Regions from separate parts of the Mus musculus genome. Here region 1 is linked to region 2. Evidence: chromatin loops called from intact Hi-C (ENCODE). Cell type or tissue: heart. All regions are shown on one strand. Region 1 holds the start of Mpc1 (mitochondrial pyruvate carrier 1). Region 2 overlaps Pde10a (phosphodiesterase 10A).

Evidence for each region. Hi-C counts contacts between places; a loop is a spot of excess contacts. Peaks named below come from ENCODE experiments on the same cell type or tissue, not always from the same donor. Only the 100,000 strongest peaks of a DNase experiment are listed, where the experiment ranks them.
Region 1: it touches region 2 in a loop (2.8-fold over the local background); 1 of 42 quality-filtered maps calls a loop at or near these places.

What each region holds. Positions count from the first base shown.
Region 1 is chr17:8,281,105-8,286,104 of GRCm38, forward strand. It overlaps Mpc1 (mitochondrial pyruvate carrier 1), which reads left to right and starts at 2,683. Exons shown (of 5, transcript NM_018819.5): 1 at 2,683-2,857. The coding sequence starts at 2,787. In heart, CTCF peaks have their summits at 2,957 and 3,160; DNase peaks (open chromatin) are centred at 1,897, 2,297, 2,637 and 3,357; H3K4me3 peaks cover 2,786 bases; H3K27ac peaks cover 2,853 bases.
Region 2 is chr17:8,805,344-8,810,343 of GRCm38, forward strand. All of the region lies in intron 1 of Pde10a (phosphodiesterase 10A), which reads left to right. Among named protein-coding and RNA genes, the nearest start is that of Pde10a, 6.1 kb to the left of the region's middle. In heart, a CTCF peak has its summit at 2,231 (motif pointing left); no DNase peak of the experiment used is centred here; H3K27me3 peaks cover 4,222 bases.

The DNA.
Region 1 (5,000 bases), 520 kb before region 2:
AGACACCTTCCAGCACTCTAAACGCTAGTCAGCAGACAGGGAACACGTCTAGTTCAGTTCCAGCTTTATGTCTCCAAGTCTTACAACCAAAGTGCATGGCATCTTCAGCAACTGGGCGTTAGTATCTAACTTTGGCAAGCACCCAGCAGCAGTGGCAATAGCCTTTCTCAGTTTTGAAATATCTAGGACCTCCTAGGGTCAATAGCCCACATGGCTCTGGGAACATCTCTTTCCACCCACAATTGGTACCTTCACTCATGCTTTAACCGGGGTATTGACACATGTAGGCACAGGCTACTGCAGAACTTTCTTTTGGTCGCAGTGGGTATCATGACTCAGACATAAGCTTCCTAGACTTTCCCCGCTGTGTCTGACCCAGTGTGAACTGACTTCCATCCTTGCACCTTAGTCTCTCAAATGTTTCTAGATCTAGAGACCACTCAGAAGCATTATTCTATCCATATAATGAAACACTGATTGATCGATTGACTGATAGAGTCTCACTATGAAGCTCTAGCTGTCCTAGAATGCACTAGGTAGACCAGGCTGGCCTCAAGCTCAGAGATCTGCTTCCTGAGTTCTGGGATTAGAGGGGTTCACCACCATGCCCAGATTACAATAAAACATCCTTTTAACAGAAGATGTCACAAGTTCCAGGCCAGCCAGGGCTACACAGTAAAAAAAAAAATTACTTTCCTCCATCTCATGTCCCTTCCGTTACACTTAGGGGTAGCCACTGTCAGTGTTGTCCCAATATCTTTGCACACAAAAACATCGCTGAGCACAAATGAGTAACATACTTTATACAATAGTCCACACATTTTTTCCTGCAGATAAATACTATAATTACTTAGCACTAGAACATAAATAACTTGTTTTCTTGCCTAGTCGCTATCTAAACCAGACTGGTCTCAGAACTCATAGGAGGTCTGCCTACCTCTGCCTCCCACTTGTTAGGATAAAAGTGTACACTACCAGGCCTGGTTTATTACTAATTTGCAGTTATTTAAGACAGGATGTCATGTAGCGCAGGCCAGCCTTGAATGGGTCCTCTTTTCTCTCTCACCTGCTAAGTTACACACTATGACACACGCTGGAACGCCTTGAGGATTGTTTCCATATTAAAATAAGCTCCACAAACTAGCCTTTCCAGGGACAGCTCTAGAAAGGAATTGCTGGCCAAAGGGAATGTCCATTCTTAATACTTATGCATTCCCTTGAGTGTTTGGTTTAACTTCCTATATTCATTTCTGCCAGTGCATTCCAGACTTCATATTCCCCAGTGGCATTCTAAATTACTCAACTTTCCTTGATTTGAGGTATAATCCCCAAATTGTGCTTTTGTTGTTGTTGCTGTTTGTGTGTTTTTTTTTTTTTTTGTTTTGTTTTTTTTGCCTGGCCTTGTTTTTTGTTTTTCGTTTTTTAAATTTTGTTTGAGACAGGGTTTCTCTGAGTAGCCAGGGCTACAGAACTAGCTATATAGACACGGCTGGCCTTGAACTCAAATCCTCCTGCCTCTGCCTCTGCCTCTGCATCTTCGGTGCTGGGATCAAACTCATTTGCCACCAAGGCCCGCTTCAGGTTCGGTTTTGGTAAGGAAGAGAGTCCCCTCTATTCTCGGAAGATTGTTAGAATAAACCGGCAAAAATTAAATCTGAGAAAAGCTGCACATATTTACTATGCATAGAAGGGGAAAACCACAGAAGATTACCATTCGTTTAATAACTTTCGCCCCAAGCCCCACCCCGAGGACTCAGTGGTGACCTTGAACTTCCCACCACCCAGCCTGGTTTACGGCAGTGCTGGAGATGGAACACAGCCAGGGCTTCCGGAGCAAACCTGGCAAGAGCGCTGCAGTCCGGGCCCTGCAGACCCTTCCCTATAAGGGGAAGGTCGTCTTCAGCCTCCTTTTGGTAAACAAAGACTGACACTGGCACGAACTCAGGGGACGGGCCTTAGCGACCCTTAGCGCGGTGTGGCCTACTCGGGTGTGGCTGCGAGCAGCCTGAAGGCAGTTGTGTTCTTCACGCGATCCGGTTTACGGCGGAAGGGATTCTGTCACCTTTCCTCTCCTCAAGAGTGGTAGTGGTGACAGGAAATGTAGCCAGGCCCTTCTCATTACCTCCGGCTCAACTCTCTCTGCATTCTGCCCCCCCCCCCCCCGCCATGTCTGGGGTGTGGCTCTGAGCCTCTGCGGGTGTACAGGCTAAAGCTGCAGTATGCACGCTCCGGGCACTTATGTAACCTGTGCTTTCCACACGTGGGCAGCCACACTTCTGGAGACTGAGGCTCTTAGCTATTTTTAACTGCCTCCCTCCTCTGCACTCGGTGACTCCATCCCAAGCCGGTCGCCGCCGGTTTGCAGGATCTCACCGTCTCTGTGCAGCCGCCCGCGGGGCAAAGGGACAGGCGAGGGGTGACAGGAGCCCGACCTGCCCACCACGCCCCGCTGAGACCCCGGAAGCCTGCCCAGGACCCCCGGGCAGAGGAGTGTCACCCTCGCAGCCCCTAGCAACCGCCAGTCGTCCGGGCCGCCGGGCCCTTTTACGACGGCAGCCCCGCGGCGCGCACCGCCCCGAGGGCAGGCGGGGGGTGTGTCGACCGCGGCAGCCAATCCCGGACGCGCTCTGCGGTCTAGCGCGTTCTCATTGGTGGAGCGCCGAGCGGTCGTAAGGCTTCTCCGAGTGTCGTGAGGCGGGCGCTGGGGTGAGAGCGCCGAGGGCCTCAGCCGAGTCCACAGCGGTGTCATCTGTCTAGGTAGCGGCTTCACCGCCAACGGCACGGCCATGGCTGGAGCGCTGGTGCGCAAAGCGGCGGACTATGTCCGGAGCAAGGACTTCCGGGACTATCTCATGAGGTGAGCGTCATGGTAGGCCGTGGGGGAGCCGCCCGCTGCGGGAAAACCCTGCGGCGCCGTGCCAAGGTAGGAGAGCGGCGCACGGGTGGAACGCGCTCCTACCGGTGCCCGAGGGGACGGCGCTCCCGAGGGTACAGCAAGTGACCGAGGGGATGGCGCTCCTACCTGTGACTAGGAGGGCAGAAGGGACAGCGCTCACACCCGTGCCTGAAGGGACAGCAGGACTCAGGGGACGTAGCTCCCACCCGTGACCTAAGGGACCGCAGGTTACTGAGGGTACAGCGCTCTTGGTTAAGGCGACCTAGGGAATGGCAGGTGACAGGGAACAGCTCCAGCCCCGCGAACTGAAAGACATGGTGTGACTGGGGACCCCGCCCCAACCTGTGCCGGAGGGGACGCCTCTCCCACCCATGCCCGAGGGGACAGCGCTCCCACCCGTGACTGAGAGGACGACAAGTGACCGAGCGGACAGCGCTCCCGGGCAGGACGACCCAGGGAATGGCTGGTGACAGGGAACAGAGCTCCAGTCCTTGACTGAAAGACGCGGTGTGACTGCAGGGACGCCGCTCCGGCTCGTGACCGACCGGACGAACACCGCTCCTGGGCAGGCAGTCAGGATGCCCTTGCGTGGGTTGACGTGGGGACACTGGGTGCTACCATCCCCCTCCTCGTCTCCCGGCCCGGGACTTGGCGGGAGCGGTGCTGGAATGTGCCGGGATCCGGGTAATGGGAGCTAGAATTTGCAGCACAGAGGGCGGGGTTTTTTTTTTTTTTTGGTTTTTTGTTTGTTTTTTTGTTTGTTTGTTTTCCATTTGACGGTGCTTGGGGGAGGGGGACCGGACAATCATGTGTCGCAGCCACGCAGTGCGTCTGAGAAGAGGCATTTACTTGCAAGGTGTGTGTCCCGAGGGCTTGACATTGAGAGGTTGAAGAAGCACTTTCCAGAATTCATTTTCAGTTATAATTTCCTGGTGCCTGATTCTATTTTAAGGATCTCACAAAATTTAGAAACCGATTACAATATTTCCAAGCATAGTTTTATTTTCTTGTGATTTTAAAGTTAGATAAGTGGAGGGCTGCTTTTTAATTTTCTTCTCAGTGGTCAATACCGAGCCTGCCAGTGGTGGCATTCGCCTTTAATCCCAGCACAAGGGAGACAAGCTGGAGGATCTCTTGAGTTCAAGGCCAGCCAGTCTACAGTAGTATTGTAGTTAATAGTAAATACTTAGTGCCTTGAGTTTCTACAACTGTCTTACTCATCCGTCTTCACCATCTTGATTAATGTCTTTTCCTTTGCGAGGCGCTTCTGTTTCCCTGGGACCCGCCTTCATGCCTGGGCTCAACCCCCAGTGCACCGTGCTGCTGCACTTGATTTTTGATAAGACTCAGATCAAGAACTTTCTATATTTCTAGGTCTGTTTTCTTAACAGTCCCTCAGTCCCTCCCCCACCCCCGTTCTTTTTTGTTTAATATTGAGTCTCAAACTCAGGTCCTGTGCCTTAAAAGGCCTACAAAGTTATACCCTCAGCCCTCGATTCTTTTTTTTTTTTTTAATTTTATGTATTTGATGTGAACCTGAGTATATGTACCTATGGAGGTCAGAACAGGCATCCTGGAACAAGCATGCAGACAGTTGAGAGCCTTCATGTAGGTCTGGCAATGAAAACCAGCTCTTTTGTAAGAACAGTAGCGTCATTACCTGCTGAGTCATTGAGTCATATATCTCCCCCCCCCCCCCCCCGAGACAGGGTTTCTCTGTGTAGCCCTGGTTGTCCTGGAACTCACACTCTGTAGACCAGGCTCAACTTCAAACTCAGGAATCCTCCTGCCTCTCCGCCTCTCTCAAGTTGCTGGGGTTAAAGGCGTGCGCCACCACTACCTGACTCCAACCACTTTCTTAGTTTTACTTTTGGGTGCTTTGTTTTAAAGATTTATATTTTTTTATGTATATGAGTACAATGAAGCTGTCTTCAGACACACACAGAAGAGGGCATCGGATCCCACTACAGATGGTTGTAAAGCACCATGTGGTTGTTGGGAATTGAACTCAGGACCTTTGGCAGAGCATCGCTCCAGCCCTGTTTTGTTTTTGAGACAGGATCTCTACATATCTCTGCATGTCTTGGAACTCATTAGACCAGGC
Region 2 (5,000 bases):
CAGGCTGTCTGTGCTACCTAGTCAGCTTTGTGATACATTGTGGCATGGCTGGAGGAGGCTTTGCCTGGGAAGAGCAGGAGACACACCTGTGAAAAATACAGCTCTAGGAATGAGAATCCCAAGCCACAAATACCTCCCCACCCGTGTCTCTCTGTGTGCTATATTTTTATGAGTTAACTACAGTAAAGAGCAGAAAGAGCTCCGTGCATAAAAATAAAAGTGTGTATTTGTATGTGTGTATGTGTGTGTTTGTATGTGTGTTTGCATGTGTGTATTTGTGTGGGGGAGGCATGGAGGGTGGCGATACGGAGAAAGCAAAGGAAATTAAGACCAGAGAGGTTTGTGAATGCACAGTGTAAATGCCTTCATACTGCAAATTACTGTATGTTCCTCAAATATCCCAGTGAGTGTACTTTTGCAGGACTTGTGAGTCTGTTACTCGCCACTCTTAAACTGTTTCCCCGGGGTGTGAGGACTGCGTGGCTGATGCCAGGATACACTGAGATAAATATGGTCCCTGTGAGAGCAAATGCACTCAGTACTCCAGACAGCACCAGGCGTCCCAGTCAGGGTATTCTCATAGGCTCTGTGAAGCTGATGCCACAGGGGAAAACCAGACTCAAGGCCCAGCACTGCCTGCATCCACCATGGGCCTACATTCAGTCAAGACCCAACTCACAGCTTGTTGGAGAGGACCCACATGTTCTATAACACAACTGTGTGGAGGGTGTAGAGATGACTCTTTACTCCCCAAAGACCTGGCATAGAGACACGGGTGCCCCAAAAGGTGACCCGAATAGCATGCTGTGAATTCCTGCCAGGCTGGCTGTGGGCAGTGAACGTCATCTGCTATCCATGGAGGGGTGAGCTGGTTCTTGGCTAGGTCAGAAGTCCAAAGGGCAAAGCTATTTAAACTGGGTGGTATTATACTATTTAGATTATTAATAGGCAATCCATGGAATCCTACTTTTAATTTGAAATAAACCTATGTGGACAGAGGAATTTCCTGAAGGTTTAAATGAGAAAGAGCTAGAAAATCAGAAGACAGGCCTTCTATCTCAAATTGATACATTGCTCTTGGAGGGTTTTTTTTTTTTTTTGTTTTTCACACAAAACATTTTGTGTCCTAAAACAAAGAAAAGCATGTTGAGTAGCAGGCAGGTTGTGTGAGGAATAGTGTGCCAACCAGCACAACTGCCACCCTGCGTATAACACAGTCCGTGCAATGGAGGAAAGCCTTTTTTCAAGTCTGGAGAAGAACTCTAAGGGGCAGGGAATCTATAGCTGTGGCAAAGGCAATACTGGCACCCAGAATGGCCCTGGCCAGTGTATCTGCTACTACCCCGCCTTCACGCCTGCTGTCTGGCTTACTTTCTAGAAGGCAGGCTGGAGAGGACTGTGGGCAGGGTCTTATCTTTGTTCTGATGCTGAGGCATAGACAGGGGTAGACTCATAAAGAAGCTACATTATCAGCTTGTATAGGAAATTTCACGGTTCCAATAAAGCAGAGCCATGTATGAGGAAGAGGTATGCTATCCATATGCAACCTGGGCACACGTGGCCTTGGACCCAGAGCTGGCACTAAACTCTAGTGGCCCAGCATTCAAGTGTGTTCTGCAGAATTGGTTCTCATGGGGCTATAGCTCCAGGAGAGGGTAAGGTTTGCTCCTGTGTTCTCAGCAGAACTACAAGGAGATTCAGAAGGAGGTCAGACCAGAGCCCAGCTTGGAAGACCCTGTTAGTGTTTCATAGGATGTCAGGCTCAAGTCTGGAGGAAGCAGGGGAGAGAGTTCACCTGGCAGAAGCCCCAGGAAAACCTACTGGGCAAAAAAGGCACCTCTGAAAGTCATAGCCAGGAGCTTAACCAGCCAAGGGGAAAGGAGTCACAGGCCTATGCTAAGGACAGTCTCTGTGTTCCTAGACGGGTGTGCAGGAAAGCCAGAAGGCCTTCCATGGTGAAGGTGTAGCAGAGGCTATGTCTCTGTGGCAGTCCTCAGCAGTGGAGACAAAGCTGGACCTGTGCATGACGACACACAGGGAGGTGGAGGCTAGAAGGATAGGTAACATGATGGTTGGCTGTGTAGACATTGGATACCATGGTTCCTGGTTAGGAAGGCTGAGGGTGGGGGTGGGGGTATGATTGGGTTGGGAGTCAGGACTGTGAACCTTTGTAGGTTGTGGGATTCTTGGCTTGGGTGGTACCTGCTCTCTACTGCCCTCTAGTGGTGTAGAGAGCAGCTACCCGAAGGGAATAAGCAAAACACATCAAAACACACAGAGACTTCATACAGGGGGCTGTGAATGAAGGTCAATCTGGAAGGAGATCTGAGTGGTGTAGCATGAGCAGCCATGGTGTGGGAAGCAGTCAAGAGAAGAGCTGCCCGGCAGATGGGCCCTGAGCTGGAGGAGGAGAGTAAAGGCTGCACAGCTGGAGCTGGGACCTGCAGCCCAGATGTCTGGTATGTGATGAAGCCCGTAGATTGGCCAGAACAGGGCTATATACCAGGGAGAGTTATGAGCCACAGGCTTCTGTGATTTATATCCTGCAGGCTCATCTGAGTGTAATTTGGGAAATGAATCTTGGAGCTGTTTGGGAAGGGAGTATACAGGGGCCACCGAGTCAGGGGTACAGCAGTGGACATGAATCGTAGTTGAGGGCTCAAGTATTTGTGGTATCAAGTGCACTGAATGCCTGTTGCTTGGGGAATGCATTCCTGGCTTCCGGTTACTGGTAAGGGGCCCAGAGGAGGAAATATGCAGGCAAAGGCAGGTTTGGTAGGTTTGGCAGTAGGGAGATGGAGATGCTCAAGGTATAGCAGATTTAAAAACAACAACAACAACAACAACAACAACAACAACAAATCACTTAGATAAAGTTTTACCATCCCTAAGGCTGGAGAAGAAAAAAAGAGGCATGACATTTGATGCCCCTCTAAGGAGTCAGTCCATGGATGCTTTGTGTGAATCTGGAATTTCTGAGAAAAAAAAAATGGATGGTCTTGGTTGCAGAAGGAAGGGTATCATGGCGCAGTGTCTCTCTACTCTGAAGACTGAGATGTGGGAGGAGAGCGTGGGCCCGAGGATGCTGGCCTAAAGTGGGTTAGAAATGAAGATCGTGATCCCCTAGTGCTGAGGCAGCAGCTGAAGGGACGATGAAGAGGATTCAGGGCAGAGGGCAGAGGATGTGTTTGAAGGGGGCAGGGAAAAGTGGAAGAGTGCATCAGGCAGGAGTGGACTGAGCATCTGCAGGTGACAAGGGACAGACACACTGTGGCACTCAAAGAGGAGCCTCTGAGATGAAGTAAAATCCCGTGGCCAGCATGTGACTAGCAGACCTGTGGAGTGCGCCCCTGTGGCTATGGCTGATGGTGGGCTTCATTCCAGAGATGCTTAAGAATGCTTACCTACTGAAGTCCAGGGGTTTGAAGAACGAGGCAACATGAAGAAACAGCTCTGTGAGGTGAGGAGGACAGGGTGGGATGACATGTGGGGATCTGGGAAAGCTGAGACCCAAAAGGCAATGTTTTTGGTGGAGGGGAGGGTGGGGGCCATGTTGTAGCTGTTGCTAACTCACATCGGGGGCAATGAGTGGGTAAGAAACCTTTCATCAGGTGCTAACTTCCATTACTCTAGTTGTCCAGCATTTTGGTCCTTTGGAGGAAGCTAGACAGGAGAGCAAGGCCTGAGAAAGCTTTCAGGGAACAGGGAGAAGGGAAGTAAGTACGCTAAAGCATCCATGAAGAGAAAGGCAGGGGTGTGGAAGGTCTCCCGGGTGCTTGGGAGAGGCGCTTAGTAACCCGCAATTAGATGGGTGTGGGGGAGTGACCTGTGACATTTGGAAGGGGAGTTGTGAGAGAAAAGCAGTAGATTAGTAGATTAGGAAGCAGACAGCTACTGGGGGCAAGAAGAGTGACAGGATCGGAGGGGCAGGCCTGAGCAAGTGATTCTATTCAAGATCAAACAGAGCAAGAAAGCTGCATATTGCACCACTCATAAACACCCTAATGAGAAGTGACCTATGACCTATGGAGTGACAGCTGAGTGCTGTCTTGGAGGAGGGAGAATTTGAGGGTTGCAGAGGTAACCAAGAGGAAGATTCCAGAAAGAATGGATCTGAACAGGGTCCAGAGGTGGATATAGGAAGCCAGGATTGAGGAAGCAAAGCAGCAGGGCTGTATGGAGAGAGTGGGGGACTGAGGACAAGGGACATTGTGTCATTGCACCATCTCTTCCAGAGGACTTTCTCTGTCCTGACAGCTACCTGTCTAGGTCCTCCTGTGCTTCTGTGTGTCCTGCAGCACATCGTCCCTCTTTGAATCTGGATTTCACTGGTCTTTGTCTGTCTCTAGGGTTGGGCAAATGCTTCGCTCATCTACTCTTTATCCATCCTCCCAGGGCAGCTCCAAGCAGTCTATTGAAGAAACAAGGGAGGGTGTTTAAGTGGAAGAATCTTAGCCAAATAGCCCTTTATCAAAGCTAATTTTCCTAAAAGAGAAGAAACAATGAAATCGTGTGGCTGCAGAGCTTTGCTCCAGTACTCAAAACTTCATTCTATTCATTTTTTTTCCATGTAATCCAAATACACTCTTTGGCACCAGCACCCAGGCTTTTGCGTCACTGTGAACACAATACTTGACACGCAGTGAGGTCAATGAGGAACAGGCAGCAGGAGTCCAAAGGAAGGAGGGAGCCCCGTGGTCCACATTTGGGTAGCCTCAGCTTGCTTTCCCTGGGCTGTGGCAAGAGCCTTTGTTACTTTGATGAAAACATTTCCTGCATCGCCAAGACAAAAAGTGTTGCATGGAAAGTGCTGAAATATTGCCACGTGTGTGTTTTGGAGATGATGAGTTATTGATCAAACACAAGCAGATTTGGACTTTTTAGAGTTGGCAAGTTCCGTGAGAGGAAACGTTCTACATGCAGAGCACCAATGGGCAAGAAAGGAGGTGACTGGCAGGCAGGAGTGCAGCCCAAGGCAGAGCAGTGCGGTGTGTATGATG